Linked DNA regions of Homo sapiens: region 2 is linked to region 1. Evidence: chromatin loops called from intact Hi-C (ENCODE). Cell type or tissue: gastrocnemius medialis. All regions are shown on one strand. Links, peaks and the distances in the headings refer to the core of each region. The heading gives the core; the rest is flanking DNA.

Region 1 (10,874 bases), core at 1,739-9,738:
TACTATTTTAATTTTCCCTTAAAAGAGTCAATCTAACATCATTAAGAGTGATATTTAAATGCTAATTGAAAAAGCACTGTTCCCATATCTCTAGACAAGTATTTGCATGTTAATTAATTCTGGGGATAAGAAGACCGGCTTCCAATATGAGGTGTCAGAAGAGAGAGTTTCTTTGCAGAGGAAGATAAAAGGCTATGGCATAGACATAATTAAATTACCTGACTTCAAGAGTTCTAAAAAGAAATAAGCAATCCTTTGCAATGCAAATTCATATTGCCTCTTTTGTAAAGGGCACATTCTAATGAAAGAACCAAAATATAGATTTCCAACTTCAATACTCTTTTAATGTAGTGCCCTCATCACAGATCAAAATGGCTTTTACCAGAACAGTGGCTAACGAGCTCATAAAGACTGTCAATATGGGAGACAGAAACCTAATGCCCTAGAAGCCAATAAACCACAAACACACTCTGAACAGTCACAAAGGATGTCAACTTGATTTTTTCAAACAACAAACCATTTCTTTTTAAAAGGAGTCATGCAAATTAGTACAAACTCACAAACCACAGACTCAGAATGATGGCCATTAGGCTGAATATTTTATAAATTAGGTTACCTCAAAAGACGATAATTTAAATAAAGCATACATTCAACTTGCCACACTTACACTATATTTGTTGGCATTATAATTTCTATGGTATAACTTTCACTGTTTGCACTATTGCTTTTCATATATGATCTCATCTTAGACCTGGAAGATAAATAAGTATAAGTGCACCCACTATACAGATGAAGATATTAAGACTCAGAGAGAATATATGGTTTAATCAAGATCATGGAGGTAAAGAGCAGTGAGGTCATGTCTAGAACCCAGTTTTCTGGATCTAATTTCTATGTTCTTCCCATGCAATTATATTATCTGTCTTCTACTTCATTTAGTTGCTGATTGTCCCTACTACTAAGTTCATTATTGCTATGATATTCCTAAATGTGCAAAGGACATAAACATTCAGGGAATAATCACATTTCCAACAGGCTTAACAAGGTTTTCTTTTTGTGCTCTTCTGTAAAGTTCCACTCCAGTAACAAACGTATACTGGTTAATTCATTTATCACACAGACATATTTTGTAAATACACGTGACAAGGGGTTATATGTGGTATAGAAAGAGCAATTATTAAGTAATAGGAAAATATAAAAACACTGAGCAAAAGCCATGAAAAGGCTATTCACAAAAGAACTACAAATGGCCAGATGAAAACTAGTTCACTGTCAATAGTAATTAAAAAATTCAAATGGAAAATACAGTGAGTTATTCTCCAGGTTCACAAGAGTGGAACCTATTATAACTCTGGGAGAGAGTTTAAAATGATAGAACTCACTGGGGAATATGAAGGTGCAAGCTGTATGTTCCAGAAATTCCAGTTTCAGGAGTCAATTCCAAGGAGACAGAAAGGCACTAAAATATGTATACTTGTGAATGTTCATAATCACATTATTTACAACAATGAAACAAAACAGAAACAACCTAGGTTTACAACACAAGGAGATTAATTAATAAATTTTTATGTTAACCAAAAAATATTCTATAGCCATTGGAAAGAATTATGTTGAAGATAAATAACTAAAACATAAAACTTTCAATGAATTATAGAAAACACAAATAAATGGAAAGATACTCTATGTACAAAGAGGAAGATTCAATATTGCAAAGACATCAATTCTCTTAGAGATTTGATTGTAAAAGCAATTGATCTATAGATTTAAAACAATCTCATTAAAAATCTCTGCAAATCTGAGTGTGTCTCTGTGTGTATTTGTGGAAATTGACAAGCTGTTCTAAGCTGTTCTAATCTTTTCATTTGGAAATGTGAAGGATCAAGAATAACCAAGAATCTCCAGGAACTGGTGAAAAGAAGAAGATGTAGTCCTCAGTCTACTAAGCTACAGTAATCAAAGTATGTGTTATTAGCTCAAGGGAAATACACCAGTGGAAGAGAATAAGGAGTCCACAGCTGGACCCATTCATATATGGATATTTGATTTATGTTATGGAACAGGCTGTATGGCAGAGCAATGGGGAATGGATGGTCTTTTTGGTAAGTGCTGTTTGAGCAACTGGATATTAATGTAGCATAAAATGAAACTTAACCCTAACTTTTCAACATACACAAAAATTAATTCCATGTGGATTGTAGATCTAAATGTGAAAGGTAAAAGAATAAAGTTGATAAAAGATAACATAGGAGGGGGCCGGGCGCGGTGGCTCACGCTTGTAATCCCAGCACTTTGGGAGGCCGAGGCGGGCGGATCACGAGGTCAGGAGATCGAGACCATCCTGGCTAACACGGTGAAACCCCGTCTCTACTAAAAATACAAAAAAAATTAGCCGGGCGTGATGGCGGGCGCCTGTAGTCCCAGCTACTCGGGAGGCTGAGGCAGGAGAATGGCGTGAACCCGGGAGGCGGAGCTTGCAGTGAGCCGAGATTGCGCCACTGCACTCCCACCTGGGCCACAGAGCGAGACTCCGTCTCAAAAAAAAAAAAAAAAAGATAACATAGGAGGATATCTTCATGACCTTCGGCATAAGTGAAGATTCTTGAACAAGCCTCAAAAAGTACTAACAACAAAGAGAAAGATTGGTAAGTTGGACAACATTAAAATTGGGAAGCTCCATTAACCCTACTAAGAGAGCAATAAAGGCAAGCCACAGAGTGGAAGAAGACATTGCTGACACATATAACCAACAAAGGAACTTACATCTAGAATATATAAGTACAAATAAATGAGAAAATGTCTGACAGTTCTATGGAAAAGTAGGCAAGAGACAAATACTAAACAAATACTTCAACATGCCCACCCAAAAGACATCCAAATGGTCAATAAACATATGAAAATGTGCTCATTAGCCAACAGGAAAATGCAAATTAAAATCACAAGAGACTATAACAAGCCTACCAGTTTGGATAAAACCAGTTAAGACAGACCAAACCAAGTGTTGCCAAAGATAAGGAACAACAGTAACTCACATAAATTGATGATGGGATTGTAGATTTGTGCAACCACTTTCACAGTATTCCCTAAAGCTGAACATACACATATCCTATCACCTGCCAATTCCATTCCTAAGGCATATAAACAAATGAACAACTTTAAAACTGCACACGTATGCCAAAAGACATGTACAAGAATGTTCATAGCAACATTTTTCATAATAGCCCGCAACTGGAAACAACCCCAATGGCCATCAACAATAGAATGGTGGGCCAAGAGTGGTGGCTCATGCCTTTAATCTCAGCATTTTGGGAGGGCGGGGCGAGTGGATCACTTGAGCCCAGAAGTTCGAAACTAGCCTGGGCAACGTGGAGAAACCCCACCTCTACAAAAAATGCAAAAATAATAGCCAGGCATGGTGACGCATACCTGTAGTCCCAGCTACTCAGGCGGCTAACTTGGGGGAGGATCACTTGAACCTGGGAGGTGGGATTGCAGTGAGCTGAGATTGTGCCACTGCACTCCAGCTTTGGCAACAGAGTAAGACCCTGTCTCCAAAAAAAAAAATAAATAAAGTATATAACAAAAACAACAGAATGAGTAAATATTATGGTATCTTCTTTCACATGAAATAATAAACTGCAATGAGAATGAATAAACAAATAATACATGTGAAAAACATGGATGAATCTCACAAACAAATATTGAGTAAAGTAAGTAAAAAAATCAAAAACTACAGACATTTCATTTACGTAAAGTTCCAAAACAAACATTATAATGTTAGATTCAAAGTAGCTATTATCTCTGGTGGGGAGGAGGAGGCCATGGGAGGCTTCTGGGGGTACTGGGAATATTGTTGCTTGACCTAAGTAGAGGGCAGTAAATGGATGTGTTCACTTTGTGATCATAAACTGAGTTGTACACTTAGGATCTGTGTACTTTTCTGCATGTACGTTATATTGCCAGAAAATGTTTTAATCCATATTTATTGGCTTGAAAACATGTTCATGATATATTACATGAAAAAAGCTGCTTAGCAAATTATGTTATTCTTTTTTGAGATATATAGAGTAGAAGCATTCTTATCTAACACATTTAGGATCAGAAGTTAATTGCTTAATTTCAAAAGCTAGTGAAAGTGAGGATTCATAAAAAAAAAAAAACCACCTGCTGCCTAAAACATTTTATTTTAACTTTAACACTGAGGACTTGAGTATTTGCTGGCTAGAATTCCACATAATCTTTCCTGCATAAATCATATCCATAATCCATCTTCTTCTCTATTTTCAGTTTCAATTTCTTTAACATGAAACAAAAATTTAAATACACTTGTGAAGCAATATGAATGTTGAATCCTTTGTGACTTTTAACATTTATTTTCAAATCTTTCAGTTGTTCCACCTACTCTGAATTCTAGAGCAATTGTTTTAGAGATTTGTTTTTATCACATTTTGCTAAAGCATTCAACCTAATTTTAGTGGCAACAACTCTATTTTTATACTCATATTTCATTGGTTTACGTAATATCTAATTAGATTACAGAATTACAGTAAGTTCGATTGGCATAAACAGTACTAAGAAAAAAACAAATGGCTCTTAGTGAGCACACAACTTTGGTTCTAAGAAGGAGAAATTTATTAGCAGAATGCATTAAGCCTTAAGAGTGTTTCCAATGTATATACTTAATTCTTTGCAAAAGAAACAAGGAAAGATATACTCCAAAATGTCAATACTGGTTTATCTTAATTGAAGGAGTTTTTGGTGGTGTTGAATTGAATTTGCTTGTGTGTATTTCTTCAGAAGACTTGTATTGATTGCATTTAAAATACATCTTTTCAGGTCATAAGAAGCTTACAGCATTCTGTGGTATACTGCTGAAGAGTGGTGGTGGTTGGAGGAAGCAGATGGCATGAACCCTGCCTTCCTCTAAGAGGGTGTGAAATGTGATGATTCAGGCTTTTAAATTAAATGCATAAAGATTCAAACCCCAGCTCTGCCATTTACTAGGTGTACATCCTTGGGTGTGTCTCTCCTCTAAAACTTAGGTTTCTCATCTGTAAAATGGGGATAATGCCACCTACTGCAAACAGTTGCTGTGAAAATTAATGTGATAATTTAGGATCCAAAGCCCTAAACACAGGACCTGACACACAATAAACCTCAATGAATGTTAGCTTAAAAAACGACAAGAGTATCTAATAGAGGACACAGAATAAATGTATACATGATATAACCAAATAAATGCAAAGCATCACAGCACAGCCTACTGGCAACTGAGGAAACACAAAGTGAAACAAGGGACCTGAGAGAAACGAGGCCAACCAGGGAAGGCGTTTATCCAATAGAAGAAGTGGCTCCAATTAAGGCTTAAAGGAAGTGAAGAATAGAAATGAACAGTTTAATATTTCAACCAATCTCTGGAAGGAGGAGGATACGAACAAATCATAAATAAATTTGTTAATATCACTTGCACATGGCTGGAGCTTGGAACATGCAGAAAAACATGCAGAAACCAGATCCTTTGTGAATGTGAGATTTATTATTTTAGAAAGCACAGGCAATGGGCTTTTTCCCTAGAACCAGACAGAAAGGACAAGGCCCGAGGGTCTGGTTGGGTACATGTGAGAGGGAGAACATCCTGGAAATGTGTCCACACCCACTTGAGTATCTGTTTCTTGAAACCACGAGTCCTTGGCACACACATTTCTATTCTAAGTTAGGCCAGCTATCTCTTGAGAGTCCCTATAGGAAAGTTTCATTCCTTTAATCAACACATCTTCTTCTACAGTGTTCTGGGCACTGTTCTAGGCACTAGGAATAGAAGGTTGAATAAACAAGCTCAGTGCCCTCAAGGAGCTTACATTCCAAATAGAAAGTCTGACTCTTTATCTTCCAGCAAAGGATGGTTGATGCCATTAATACTAAAACCATCTGTCTTCTGAAATGGGTGCAGTGCTCAAGAAAGAGAAGCAATCGACCAATCACGAGGACCAGTTTCACCTTGAAGTTAATTTTAACCTCTACTGAAGGTCAAATGAAAGCTAGAGAAAAGCATTAGGAGCACTGCCAATTCAGTAAAGGGACTGCAGGGCATAGCCAGAGAAAAATCCCAGTGTGGCCAGAGGAAGCTTGAAAAGTTCAAATCAGATAACACAGCTCAAAGGGCAACTCCAAAAAAGTACACTGTGACAGGTGACAATTGGAAGTCTATTAGCTTTTGTTTCAATCAGAAAAAGCAGTATCTTTAATTACTTTAAGTATTCCATTATTACATTCTCATCACTAAAGGACTGCACATTTTTGGCTAAATAAGGTGTAGTAAAAGACATTGCAATGGGGCAGGGAGGGCCAAAGAAGACACTGCATGGTGGCACAGCCTGTCTGCTAAGCTAAATCCCAGAATCTTAAGATTCACTAAGGAACGCTTGGGGAGAAAGAGTCTCAAAAATAACCAGAGACTTAGTAACTTGACTGGTGTAAGCTGTCAGAGGATGAACGATGACAAGTAGAACAGGCAGGCGTTTTGAGTTTTCCATATTTACCAGCTATATCTCAAAAATAAGATTTCTTGTAGAATGCTTTCCCTTCAAATATGAATAATTTAAAGAGCTAAACAAATGTTCCTCAGAAGGCAATAAACTACCTTTTTAAGGAATGTCAATTTCAATCACTTTCAAAATGCTTCTGTTAGCGGTTCTTAAATTATGCCTCCCAGGATTACTGGTTGGAGTTCCTCAATCTGGATCAAGGTATTCTGCTAAAATCATACATGACAGTCTTTTACTAATTCACAGAAAAAAAAAAACTTAATAAAACATTCTCAGCTTTAGTATTTTTCCCTTAGTTTTTTTCTAAAACCTGTGGCACTAACTAATGCCTTTCCAAAGAATGCTAACAGAAGACATGAGAACAAAGAACAAATAAATTTTACTAGGAAAAAAAAATGAGAAATAGCCTATCGTGCTCAGTCTAGCATCTTGTTACCATCCACAGGTGTGACTGGAGTTGTGCTTTTAATATTGCAAACTCTAACTCAATCCTAGGAGGGCGCACCCAGGAGCCGGTTCATGCCCTCTCACCCTCAATAAAGAGGCTTACCTTCTCCCCACACAGCTGCATTGTGGATACCATTGTAATGCATGGGGAATATTACTGATTATTGGGAAAAATTACAGCTCCAGGAAACAGATGACCTCAGGTACACTTTGTGAATCTGTTTTGGCACCTATAAAATGCTTACTTCACAGAGAGCTGCGTGGATCCCGCACTCTAAAGAGCAGTGTAAACTGCCAAGTGCTATGCAAATGTACACCATCATCATTATTATTATTACTATTAATATGATTTACTAAAACTTCCTTGTAAAAACAAAAAACCAGTAACTCCCCCTTGACCTCTCTCTGAATAACTCTTCCAAAAGCCCTTTACTCTCTGAGCTGCAGGCAACTCGTGATAAAATAATGTTTCTCTGCAGGCATAACAAATGCATCAATCTATTCATTAATAATGTCAAAAATATTGAGTCTTTTTTGCTCTCTGGAATGGACCTAGACTACATGTTACGTTTCTGATGTATAACCATGCTCAAGATTTTAAATTTCCATTCAGCCATATCTCAACCACTTTCCTAATAAGAAAAAAAAAAAATTCAGAGTTTCTGAATTGGAGAAATTTAATTATCTCGAGTTCATTCCTCCATGGGATTTTTTTCCCCAAATAATTCAAAACTGGATAGATGCCTTTCATTTATATAAAGAGGATACAGAGGTATTTATCCTCTTTACCACACTCATAGAAAGTTAAGTCCTATAATTCCTCCTTACAGAAAAATGTATCACAAAAAAAAATTAGGAGAGAAAAAATGAATTTTTATATATTTCTATGAAAGTAATTCCACTCCCTGTAGACAAAAAAAAAAAACCAAAAATATGATTACTAAATACCACAAAGCGTTCCACAATTTGGAAGAAAACTGTCATAAGGATACCACCATCTCTTCCCTAGCAGGAAGGTCAATTTCCAGAGCAATTGAGACTCTTAAACCCTCCCCCACCCATGAAACATGTAAAAGAAAGAAAAACCTAGAAAGAGCATGAAGAAATGTATCTGAAACTTCGAGATGACTTTATTGTATTAAAATCTATCAATAAGAGGACTAAGAAATCATCCTCTGTATACCCTTTGTCAACCAAAAAGCGCCACCAACCAACCAGCTGCACAAACAAGAAATGTTGAAGTTACCCTAAAGTCCTCCTTCTCTCTCATCTCCCACATCAAGCCCTGTTCTCTTGTATCCCTAAACATTTCTAGAATTCTCCCCCTTCCCTCCAGCAACTCTGCCATGGCCACCTCTCACCAGGGTTAGTGCGATAGCCTCCAAACAGGTCTCCCTGCCCCTAGTCTTGTCACTTCCAATTCACTGCTCACAGAGCAGCCAGAGTGATCGTTCTTAAGCAAAAAAAAAAAAAAAAAAGTTGATCATGTCTGATCCCCTGATTAAAATAACTGCCCAGGAAAAACATCCTAAAACCATAATGTGATTTACAAGACCTTTGAAAATGTAAGCCGTGCTAATGGCTCCAGCATCATCTTGGGACCCTGGCTGGCTCTTCACATTCTGTCTGCCCACCAGACTGAATAAAATTCCCTGAACCAGTCATACCCTCTCTTTGTTTCTGGGCTGCAGGAATGATAGAACAACCAAAAGAAATCGGGTTTATTTCTCTCATTTAACAAGAAGGCCACAGGTAGGCGGCAGCAGACACTGATGAACATTTCTGTGGTTTCAGAGCCAGTGGATCATCACCATCCTGACACTATACTGACCCACATGTCATCCCTGAGATGGGGGGACCCTGGAGTCCCCTTCTGCCAGGGGCTTGGGGATTGTGAGCACAGCCTGGGGCCAAACTTACACATATGCACACTAATAAAAATGTTGCCTCTGCAAAAAGCAAGAAGACAATGTCTTCCCAATTTTCCATTTTTTGCATTTAAAAGTAGGTAATACTCTTTATTCAAAAGAAATGTTAGACAAAAAAGAAAAAAAAATGAAGAGGAATTTCTAGACTTGAATCCAAAATGCTAATAAGAATTAAAAGAAGAAAAAGAGGTATATATTTGTTATTCATTAGACTCTCATTATTTCAGATTCGAAAACTCAAAATGAGGGAGGCAGTTTATCCACATGAAAAAAAAAAAGAAGAAAATATTGACTTGACTTGCAGCCCCCTGAAACTGAGCTGTGAATTTGCCCTTCTCCTTTGAGCAGATTTTTTTTTAATAGAGAGGAAGTTAGTTTCCACTCACTTTTTTCTCTTGGGTCACCCCAAGTTCATACCAAGGACTCAGTATGTAAAGCCATAAAAGAAAACAGCAACAATGATACTAGAAATACAGAACCAAGAGCTTTAGATCCAGAGGGGTAGCATAATATGGTAGGAAAAGGTCAGGTCAGAAGTCAGCTCTACCTCCTATTTGCTGTCTGGCCTACAACAGGCTAACTTAGCCTGAGTTCCAGCCTCGTCATCTGTCAAGGGAGGGAAAGGCTCACCTTACAGAGATGTGAGAAAACAGATGTGAAGTTCTAGCATAGTATAGCACTCAACACAATATTATCACCATTCTGTAAGTGCTAGAGGGTTCAGAGTTGCTTACGTTTTAGCCACCAATACTCCAATCAATGAGAAGGCAAATATCTTAGGAAAAGCAAACCTCATTCATGTACTGCTCCCCACTAGTCAATGAGACCAGCACTGTTCTAGCCTCCCCACAGGGAAGTTGACTTGTTTTTGTTTTATTTAGCTTACCTGTTCTTTACTGTTTTAGCACTTGGAAAAGGACAAATTTTACAAATAAAAAAATAAGAAATGCTATATATGTAAAAAAAAAAAGTTTGATACTGTATCTGGAAGGGTTTGTAGGAAAGGAGTCATAGCACTGCTTCTGGAAAGGGAAACTGAGGGACTGGGGGCAGGAATAGAAAGGAGACCTTTGGCATTTTTAACTTGAGCATATGTTAGCAGTCCCAAATAAGTAAATTTTAACTATTAGCACATAACGGTAAATAAAGGTCTCTATATCATTTAAGGTCCAGCTCAACTTCCAACTTGCCTCAGCCAAATATTTGCCAGGCAAGCCCTATTGCCCATGAGGCCTTTACTGACCTCATGGCTTTTCCTGCCTGACCTCTCCTTTCTTTTAATGTCTACTGCCCTCATCTCTATAAGTTAGCTTCCAATTACATCTAATGTAACTGTTTGTTAACTGGTTCAAGAAAGCCAGACATATCTCTCCAATGGACTACAAACCCCTTAAAGACAAGGAAGCAGCCTTCTGAATTCCTTATTGCCCTCAGCCTCATCCCAGAAATGAAGACAATAAATTCTTATTGACAAATCACTTGCCTGATGTAACCCCCAGAGTAGCAGCTGCAATTACTCACAACATCGGCCCGTTTTCTTTATTTAGAAGCTATCATGATGCAGACCAGAAAAGGCAGACTATCACTTTAAACACAAGGCTTTTATTTAGCTTAAAAAAGGTTTCCAGTTATTAGCCTTTGCAAATTTATTTTAAGCTTATTGGGCTCTTCCTTCTGCTGAGTTGAATCTTTGTTTTAGTTTTTTATTGAAGTAGGGTAGTATTTCCTTTAAGGTTGGAAGGAAACAAAGCACAGAAGATGGCAGGAAAGCAAAGCTCATCCTTTGACACCACAATTTTCTGAATCTGCCGTATTCATCCTCCTTTATATTAAAGCATAGGCAGGATTCTTCTGAAAAATCGAAAGAAATCCATCAGGGCTCAAAGCATGCTGAGCAACAGAGAATTAAAGCTGGGAAAATTATTGAGAATTTTCTCTCTATTCCTATTTGTCATGA
Region 2 (10,874 bases), core at 1,459-9,458, 220 kb before region 1:
TTCTCCTTGGAATTTTTGATTGTCCTGGAATCTAGCTCTTATTAGAAGAGATAGAATTTATTCCTTATCTTTAATTTTTCCTTGTTGTTAAACATTAAAGTCAAGCTTTGGCATCAACTTTATTAGCTCTAATCATGGCTGCATGCCATTAAGATTAATAATTCTGTTAGTTATTCCCCACCCACCACACAATTTTCCATGTCCCTTAAGGAACTGATGTGTTTATTCCTACACGGTCTGTTTATGAACTAAATGAGAAAGACAGACTTGTCACTTCAAAGTCATAGCTTGTTTAAATGCATTTGACCTGATCCACCAGATCTAAATCCAACTGACTTTTGGCCATTTTGAAAAGAATGAAGGTTGGCTACTTCCAAGAAAATCCCAGAGAATGTGCACAAGCCCTAAAGGAGCTTACAAGTAGGGAGTTCCAGGAATGCTTTTGAGGAATGGCTGTGAAGAAATTGGGCCTCCTCTAAGCTCAGGTCCTGGGTACAGAGCCTCAGGATAAAACCAATTTGCTGTTTATCCCTTTTAGACCCCAGGGATTTGGCCAACCTCTTCTCCTGTCTCCTGCCAACTTTGACCTGGTTTTCTACAAGACTTAAGAGGTAATATATTCATGTCTCAATTTATTCAATAGTTAGGTTTCTAAAAATTCTGGGAAATTTGTAAAAGGTTATATAAAAATCAGTTCAAAAATGAATTAAAAGTGAGGGATATATTCTATTAATAAGAAGAATAAATAGTTAATGAAAAAGTTACTTATGTAATAGTGACCAAAAAGAAGCCACTGAATAATAAGGTATACTTGAATTGCAAACAACATAAGTTTACAAATGTAGTAGCTGTGTTTTAAATGCCTTCATTATGGGAATTCTTGCATGTGAAGTCTTTATCATGTTCAATGATGCCCAGGTTTTGTCTTTTCTTTAACCTTGAGATAATTTTAATGAATTATAATGAGTCTGCTAATGTCTATGTTTCATTTATCTTTTGCAAAACAGGCTGATCACCTCCATTTTTACATATTGATAAGATTTGACTTCTTTTTCTTCTGGGGACCTCCCTATGATGCAAACTGACGATTTCCAGTTATTGTTTTACCTGCAGGTCAAAAATAATTTAAAAATAGTTATTCAAGTATCAAGCCACAAGTTCATGTGGCTTGATGAGTATAGACATTAGGAAGGAAGCAACGGCTGGTCCTGTGCCAGGCATCTTATTGAGAGTTGCTTCATACCACTTGGACTTGGCCTTGTTCAGTATTGTCAGAGAAAAAGCTTCCGAAATTTTTGGAAGGCATTTTGATCCCATTATTCTGAAATTTGCATGTGTGCTTTTTTTTTCGCTCTGTCACCCAGGAGGAAGTGCAGTGGTGCGATCTCCGCTCACCTGCAACCTCAGTCCCCTGGGTTCAAGCAATTCTCGTGCCTCAACCTCCTGAGTAGTTGGGATTACAGGCACCCACCACCATGCCTGGTTAATTTTTGTATTTTTAGTAGGGATGGGGTTTCACCCTGTTGGTCAGGCTGGTCTCAAACTCCTGACCTCAGGTGATCCACCCGCCTCAGCCTCCCAAAGTGCTGGGATTACAGGCATGAGCCACCGCACCTGGCCGCATGTGTATGTTTTAAACAATGTTAACTTGATTCAGATTTAATACTTGCCTCTGTTTACTTTTTAGTATAAATGAAGCTAGATCTATTCTTTCAGAGCTGTTTTACCTGGTTCCAATCTGAGCCATAATTCTTGGTTTAGGATCCATCACCCAACCCATGATTTGGAGCCTATTCAGACTCAGGCCCCACATGAGTTTGAGCTGCTATCACTACTGGGGAGTGTTACTTCTCCAATTCACTGTCATTCCTTGTCATATATATTTCAAGAACACTTACATAAAACACAAAAGAGGACAGCTCAGCCTCTGGAGGTGACTAGGTTCCTGTGTGGAGTCCCAGGCTGTGTGGATCAACAAAAGCTGGCCCTTATCCTGGACATCTGGAAAGATGCAGGAGAGAGGGACAGGAATTGGGTCTAAGGCAAAGTGGCTGAGCCAAGGAGAGGCAAAGTCAAAGTCAGCCCAGGATCTGGGCAGGGTTGAGGGGTGGTGTCGGGGGTGAGTAGTTTCCCCAAGGCCAAGAGGTGCAGAAAGGGAGAGTGTTTTACAGATGTCATGTGGTGTGTCACGGTCCCTGAATGCTTCTAGAAAGCTACACTAGAAAGCAGGGGTCCCTGGTTGTTAATATAAAACATATTACTTTAAATTTATACTGTATATTTATTTTTCAGCCAACACCTAATCTTATCTTTGCTTTAGTCCAGTGGCTTCCAAACTTTTGCACTGAGACCCACGGAGAACCTTTTACATCTCAACCCATTACACACATCTATACACTCTTAACTGAGATACAAGTTCAATAAAACAATATGTATTGTTATTACATATGATATCCTCTGATATTTACTTTGCCTTCCCTTGCATTCCCCTGCCTTCCCTTGTATTTTTTTTGTTTTTGTTGTTTGTTTTTTTGAGACAGGGTCTCATTCTGTTGCCCAGGCTGGAGTGCAGTGGTGCAATCTCGGCTCACTGCAAACTCTGCCTCCCGGGTTCAAGCGATTCTGGTGCCTCAGCCTCCCAAGTAGCTGGGATTACAGGTGTGTACCACCACTCCTGGCTGATTTTTAAAAATATTTTTAGTAGAGATGGGGTTTCACCATGTTGGCCAGGCTATTTTCAAACTCCTGACCTCAGATGATCAGGCCCGCCTTGGCCTCCCAAAGTGCTGGGATTAAAGGTGTGAGCTATCACACCTGGCCTCTGCTCCTATAGTTTTAAAGATACTGATTGTGACCCACCAAGTTCATCCCATAACTTACTAATGAATTGCAACCTGCAGATTGAAACTCTTTTTCATTCCAGTCAGTATAGCTCCTTCCAACTGCTATGGCCACCCCAGCATAAGCACCATGCTGTTCCCACCTTCTGAAGCAAACCCAGGGCAGCCCCAGATCTGCTGCCCTACCTTGTCCTTCTGTTTGTCCTTCCCTCCTCACCTCTCACAGCCACTCCCTCTCAGCCACTTTCCCCCATCTCGCTTTCACTTGATCTCTCAATTTTTGAGAGATAGAACAAAAAGCCATTTCCCAAAATATGGTAAGCATACCTGTCCTGGGGCCAAGACGATTTTAGGGACACAGAGATGAACTTATTCTCCTTTTGCTAGTTACAACCCTCTTTTTTCCAGTTGTCTTCTATACGTAACAAGTGATGCTGGTTTTCTCTTTAGAAGAAGAAAAAGTAATTGTAGCTAAAGTTTATTGAATACTTGCCATATGTCGGGCACTATTTTCAGAACTTTACATATGTAAACTTGTTTAACCTCCACAACAATCCTATGAAGCCGTTGCTAATATTATTATCACCATTTCACAGATGAAAAAATCCCAGAGGCACAGGGAGGTTAGGAATTTGCCTGAGATCACACAGCTGGTAAGTGGAGGGACCAGGAAGTCTAGCACCTTAGAAGAAAGTCAACTCTAGAAACAGCATTGAGTCAAACTCTCATTCTACCACTTTCTAACTGTGTGAACTTAGGCGAGTTATTCAGCCCACCTGTGCCTCAGTTTTCAAATCTCTGCCTCAGTTTCCTCACTGAATCTAACACATCATCAATTTATATATCACTAAAAAAGATTTAAAAGTATAAATTTAATCATGACTGGCTGGGTGCGGTGACTTATGCCTGTAATCCCAGCATTTTGGGAAGCTGAAGCAGCAGAATCACTTGAGGCCAGGAGTTTAAAACCAGACTGGAAAACATAGCAAGACCCTGTCTCTTAAAAAAAAATTTAACCATGACTTACAGGCTTTCTTATCAATTATTCATCCTGATAACAGAGAATGTTAAAATATAAAAAAAAGAACATCTTAGAATCAATGAAATATAATAATACTACATTGTAGGATTATCAAGAAGAGTACATGGATCTAGCATTTATTATGGTGCCTGGTACGCGGGAAGTTCTTCATCCATGTTAGCTCTTCTGGTTGTTACAATGGTTGTGCCTATTTGAGAGGGGAAAGAGTTGCGGCACAGAGAGAGTACATTCTCAGGTTGCCCTGGTAGGAAACTGGTGGTCCCCAGATCTAGCTGAGGTCTGTAACTCTCTTGCTGGCTGGGGCTGCCTGTCTCCAAGTCGGGTGAGGCCTGGCTTGTGTCTGAACACCAGACCAGTGGGCTTTCATTTTGCTTTATGTGCCTTCACCAAGAAGGTGGGTGTGGTGGCTCACGCCTGTAATCCTAGCACTTTGGGAGGCCGAGGCACGTGGTTAGCCTGAGCCTGGGAGTTCGAGACCAGCCTGGGCAACATGGTGAAACCCCGTCTCTACTAAAAATACAAAACTAGCCAGGCGTGGTGGTGTGTGCCTGTAATCCCAGCTACTCAGGAGGTAGCTGAATCGCTTGAATCTGGGAGGCGGAGAGTGCAGTGAGCCAAGATTGTGCCACTGCACTCTGTTTCAAATAAAAAAAAAGATCTATTGAGCCCATTTGCCTCAGGACCTTCCAGGTCTTTGTCATTCCTGTTTCCAGAGTCCTGAAGGTCATAACCATGGCCCACATTCCCCCCATTCCCAGGGGAGTGTCTAGACTTTCTGACTCAAGACAAATTACCAAATGTATAAATGCCCATTCCGCTTAATGACTTTACTTCCACTTTTCACAGACTCTCAGATGTGGCTAGAAATAGTCCCAAACCCTGCAATCTTTCATAGAGCTGAGCTAAATTAAGTGGGTAGTGTTCCTCCAGAATTCCTCTCCCAAGCACTTAACACTGATGTACGTCCCTCCCTACTTTGCTCACAGAACAGATGTTTGAAGAAACGTCACTTGACTGTGAAGAAGGAAAAAATGTTACTAAAATGTGGATTTCCACACCCACCCCCATACATAAGTTCTTGGATCTACTGCTGATGCACTCTTTATGCATATTTATTCAACACACGTACTCCTCCACACATGCACACACATATATGCAATGGACTCCCTACCCTCACCATTCACATGAACATTGTCACAAGGATTTTCTAACTTATATTTTTAATATTTTTGCTCCATAACCACGGCTTTGAGCTAATTGTTTCACATTTTCTTAATGTACACCAGAAATGGCATTTACATCTCAGTCTAGCAGCAGGTTCACTGGCAGGCAAGGCAAAAAGCACAAATTTAAATTTGGTCATAGCTAGACGGCAGAGCCACAGACCCCTGCTTAATTTCTGGTGTCCTTGGCCGGCTGCCTGAGAAGGAACTCTGTCCGCTGGGAACTCAGGCATTGGATGTAATAAGCACTGACTTCCACATTATAAGACTAAAGCTTTGTCGTACAGAGAGCACTAGGTCTTAGGCGATGACTTAGTGCCTTAGATTCCCATATTAGCACAAAGGTTAAACCTGATACTATTAATTGCAACCTTTCCAGATAATTATTTTCTCCTTTACCCTGTTGGGACCGCTTGTGTTCTCCGAGAAAACTCCCTGGGGTGAGCTTTCCTTACTTGCCACCTTCTTTTGTCTTCAGGGAGAGTGAAAACGAGGCATGGTGCAGCTCGGATCAAGCGTTTGCTGTCTCCTGCCTTTTTACCATGGCGACACGACACACCGAGCGCACTTTGAGAGCGAGAACTGTCCTCTAGAGGGAGAGACAGGAACACACACTGGAGGCTGAATGTTGTCTGTATCATCCCCAGTAGTTCTGAATTGTCATACTTTGCGGGAGGACCCTGGCTGGGGGCCTGCATTTTTTTCTCTGTGACTGAATCCTCTCTTGCTGGCTCTGTCACAGTCAGCCACCCTTCGCTGTTGACTGGTCCTCATACATCCATGAGAGCCTTGGGAAGGGACACACTCTTTCCTTGGCTCTTCCCTCTAAACGGCAACACAGGCCCTCCAGCTCCCAGACCAAATGGCTAATGCTGGGGCTGAAAAAACTGTACACCAAAATGAAGGCCTCAGAGCAGCCACGGAAGCAAAAGTTTTTCTCTGATCTTCTCCCGCCCTCCCCTGCAACCCAAGCCTAGCCATAAAAACTAGAATCCCTCTTCCCCCAAGGCGAGGCATAGAAACCAGAACCCCTTTTCCTGAAAGCCAGCCAAAACACCTAAAAATATTCCATACAAAAACGGGCCAGAAATAAATGATCTGACCTACCTTGTTTGACTGTAGGTCAGAAGACACCCATTGCAGAGAGCCCCCATTCCAGAGAGGGTAAAAGTCCCCATACCCAGAAGGAAGGAAAGCTACACAGGGAGACCAAGAAGAACCTGAACAGACAGGCCTTGTGGAGTCTCCCTGCTCAGTCTATTCACAGTAGATCAGACCCTTTTTGTCCAATCATATTTCTACGTGGCTGTCCATACCTTGTTGAACCTAAGCATAAAAATGGACAATTTTCCTTGTTTCTTTGGGTCTTCATTCTGAAGCCTCCCATGTATACATGTGAAATAAATGTGTGTGCCTTTTCTCCTATTCATCAATCTGCTTCATGTTAGTGATCTTACAACAAACCTTTAGGGGACCAAGGGCCTCAGCCCCCACACTAATCTTAGAATCATAGGTTGAGGCTGGCTCCCACCCAACCACCAACTGACATCTCTGAGGCCAGGGTGAGCTTACTCTTCAACACCAGGAATCATCAGGCTTCTCCATTTCATGCAGGAGAGACCCAAAGCCCTCTCCCAAGCCCAGGAAAAGGGAATGATTTGTTTTCCTCTTCACATCTTGTAAAACTGAAACTCTATACTCATTAAACACCAACTCTCCATTTCCGTCTCCTCCAGTCCCTGGCATGCATCATTCTACTTTCTGTCTATGTGGTTTTGACTACACTTATACCTCATATAAGTGGAATTATACAACATTTATCTTTTTGTGACTGGTTTATTTCACTTAACATAATGTCCTCATATGTTGTAGCATGTCAGATTTTCTTTTCTAAGACTGAATAATGTTCTATTGCATGTATACGCCATATTTTGCTTATCCGTATGTTGATGGACACTTACCAAAGACACGTTTTTTCATTGAATTATTTTCAGCTTCAGAATTCTAAAGATCCAGTCTATCCCAGGAAACTCCATTTCATATGTATTTTTCAATGATTAACCAATACTTGTTTAAAACTTGCAATTTTTACTGAATATATAACCTGTATCTGTCCTTTATCATCTGACATTTTTCTACTATGTAATTTTCGTGAACTGTTTAGTGTCCCATTGTGGCCTATCAGCCAGAATGGTCTGGGTTAAGCTGTAGTAACAAATAACCCCAAAATCTCAGTGACATAAAACAATTTTTAATTTCTTGCCCACTCTATGTGTCAATTGCAGATCAGTTAGGGATCGGCTCTGTGACATAATGTTCTCACTCCAGGACCCAGGTAGAAGAAAAACTGACCATGGGAAAAAAAATTATACATTGGCTCTTTTTTTTTTTTTTAATTATACTTTAAGTTTTAGGGTACGTGTGCACATTGTGCAGGTTAGTTACATATGTATACACGTGCCATGCTGGTGCGCTGCACCCACTAACTCATCATCTAGCATTAGGTATATCTCCCAGTGCTATCCCTCCCCCCTCCCCCCACCCCACCACAGTCCCCAGAGTGTGATATTCCCCTTCCTGTGTCCATGTGATCTCATTGTTCAATTCCCACCTATGAGTGAGAATATGCAGTGTTTGGTTTTTTGTTCTTGCGATAGTTTACTGAGAATGATGATTTCCAATTTCATCCATGTCCCTACAAAGGACATGAACTCATCATTTTTTATGGCTGCATAGTATTCCATGGTGTGTATGTGCCAAATTTTCTTAATCCAGTCTATCATTGTTGGACATTTGGGTTGGTTCCAAGTCTTTGCTATTGTGAATAGTGCCGCAATAAACATACGTGTGCATGTGTCTTTATAGCAGCATGATTTATAGTCCTTTGGGTATATACCCAGTAATGGGATGGCTGGGTCAAATGGTATTTCTAGTTCTAGATCCCTGAGGAATCGCCACGCTGACTTCCACAATGGTTGAACTAGTTTACAGTCCCACCAACAGCATAAAAGTGTTCCTATTTCTCCACATCCTTTCCAGCACCTGTTGTTTCCTGACTTTTTAATGATTGCCATTCTAACTGGTGTGAGATGGTATCTCATTGTGGTTTTGATTTGCATTTCTCTGATGGCCAGTGATGATGAGCATTTTTTCATGTGTTTTTTGGCTGCATAAATGTCTTCTTTTGAGAAATGTCTGTTCATGTCCTTTGCCCACTTTTTGATGGGGTTGTTTGTTTTTTTCTTGTAAATTTGTTTGAGTTCATTGTAGATTCTGGATATTAGCCCTTTGTCAGATGAGTAGGTTGCGAAAATTTTCTCCCATTTTGTAGGTTGCCTGTTCACTCTGATGGTAGTTTCTTTTGCTGTGCAGAAGCTCTTTAGTTTAATTAGATCCCATTTGTCAATTTTGTCTTTTGTTGCCATTGCTTTTGGTGTTTTGGACATGAGGTCCTTGCCCGTGCCTATGTCCTGAATGGTAAAGCCTAGGTTTTCTTCTAGGGTTTTTATGGTTTTAGGTCTAACGTTTAAGTCTTTAATCCATCTTGAATTGATTTTTGTATAAGGTGTAAGGAAGGGATCCAGTTTCAGCTTTCTACATATGGCTAGCCAGTTTTCCCAGCACCATTTATTAAATAGGGAATCCTTTCCCCATTGCTTGTTTTTCTCAGGTTTGTCAAAGATCAGATAGTTGTAGATATGTGGCATTATTTCTGAGGGCTCTGTTCTGTTCCATTGATCTATATCTCTGTTTTGGTACCAGTACCATGCTGTTTTGGTTACTGTAGCCTTGTAGTATAGTTTGAAGTCAGGTAGTGTGATGCCTCCAGCTTTGTTCTTTTGGCTTAGGATTGCCTTGGTGATACATTGGCTCTTAAAGTTTCTGCCTGGATGCCACATTGTATTTCCTTTCACATTTCCTTGGCTAAAGCTAGTCACATGGCCTCACTTAAGCTAAGGTGGGAAAGAAATGAAATCCTACTATGTGTCCAGCAGGAGAATTGGAAATATTTGGTGGACAGCACTAATGGTTACCATATATGAATGTAATATAATAAAGGATTCCCTATTTTAGGGCATCTAAGTTTTTTCCAATTTTTCCTTAAGCTGAGCAAATTTGTGGATATGTATTTTTTTAAGATGTCCATGGAAGTATACAGAATTTCAGGTGGAATGTTAGTAAAACCAGCCATTTATGTTGAAGTGGTGCAAATCTTAAACAAATTATAAGTCTCAAGCAATGATAATGATTTTGAGTCGTGGCATCCAGCATTGCTCCAAATACCAACAATCCAAAGTAAAACAGGCAAAAAAAAAGAGCCAGAATATTTAAATTTTCTTCTTAGATTGCCTAAAATCTGTTTATCTATTGTCTGTTTTTTTATTGTTAATAATGAATATTCTGTATCTTTATATAGGAAGATTCCCAATATTATCAGGTCCAACTAAAACTTTACCAGTTTGCAAATTATTCATCACCTGTTGCCCCCACTACTGAATCTAGTATGCAAGGTTTTGCATGCCAAACTGAGCACATGTGGCTTCGGGTGCTGTTTTCCAATCGTTTCTAGATGATCCCTCATGAAAACTTGTTCAGACACCCAGGTACATATTACCTCTAGCTGTGGACAAGTCCATCGGCAAATAATCATACCCTCCACACCCACTGACAGTAAACTCATGTAACAGCTAATGGGCTAATAGCCAACATTAACTTAAGGGACTGGCCACTACCCAAGGTAAATCAAGATACCACAGAGGTAATAACACAAACCATCTTGACAAATCAAATTCAAGGATAACTGTTGTACAGGGCCACTTGTGCAACTGTATCTGTGTAAATGCTGGCCAGACAGACTCAGTTGGTAGCTATTCTGCATGGGTTATCTCATATTCCAACTGCAAGACAAAGAGCAAAATGGCACTACTTTCCATGTTATGTGAAAAATGCATACTGCATTCAAACTACTGTTGTCCTCATTGAAACATCCATCCAACAAAGCTATGTGTATGTTACAAATATACTTTCAATTGTTTTTGTTATATCTTTTATTATTTAAGACCACTTTACCCTAATCATCTTCATGGGTACTTACGTGTGTAAAGTGGGGAAGGGAGATGAAAATTATCATTTTGAAACGTGTTTGAGAAATACTAGATAAAACAAAGATAATTCAGATTCTTAATTGCAAGACTTCTCAGAGCCTTTGATATACTAATGTGTCAGTAAATTTTCATGAATATAAATGACCACAGGGCATTTTTTAAAGTAAAGAAACAAAATATCATTAATGTATGAACAAATGGTTTGCCTCTTTCTTGACCTGTACCCTCAATGAAAACGTCTAACATTGTTCACTCAGCACCTTTCCCTCAATTTGATATTCATCTCATGGTCCTCACTCTACATCCTCAACTAATCAGAAGTGGAAGACTCAGGGTATCTGGAATGAGGGATTGTCATCAGACAGGGTCAGGGCTTTCTTGAAAGAAATTTAAAGTGATGGAAAGAAACAGGAAGAGGAAGAAAAGAGAAGATCCTGCAAAGGTAGAGGGTGTCCAAGATAATTTGGTGTGGAGCTGAGTGAAAAAAAATGGGGGAAGAGAGGTGTTGAGAAAGCTTTGAGATGTGAGACAATTGTAAAAGGAGAAGAATGAGGAAAAGAAAAATTTAAGAAATGAAGTTAGGAATTATGGATTGGATCTTCTTTAATATTCTTTGAGAAATGAAAGAAAGTGAAAGAGAGTGATCACACTTGGTTACTGAACT

The links. A loop is a pair of places that touch in the nucleus more often than their neighbours do. Peaks named below come from ENCODE experiments on the same cell type or tissue, not always from the same donor. Only the 100,000 strongest peaks of a DNase experiment are listed, where the experiment ranks them.
Region 2: it touches region 1 in a loop (4-fold over the local background); 5 of 110 quality-filtered maps call a loop at or near these places.

Annotation. Positions count from the first base shown.
Region 1 is chr12:93,761,774-93,772,647 of GRCh38, reverse strand. The region is part of intron 2 of CRADD (CARD and death domain containing adaptor protein); the gene reads right to left. Among named protein-coding and RNA genes, the nearest start is that of CRADD-AS1, 29 kb to the right of the region's middle. In gastrocnemius medialis, for the core only: CTCF peaks have their summits at 5,054 (motif pointing left) and 5,253; a DNase peak (open chromatin) is centred at 5,612; H3K27ac peaks cover 1,651 bases.
Region 2 is chr12:93,986,069-93,996,942 of GRCh38, reverse strand. LOC105369912 (a long non-coding RNA gene) reads left to right here. Exons shown (of 3, transcript XR_001749263.2): 2 at 539-611. Among named protein-coding and RNA genes, the nearest start is that of PLXNC1, 160 kb to the left of the region's middle. In gastrocnemius medialis, for the core only: a CTCF peak has its summit at 5,692 (motif pointing right); a DNase peak (open chromatin) is centred at 5,682; H3K4me3 peaks cover 447 bases; H3K27ac peaks cover 727 bases.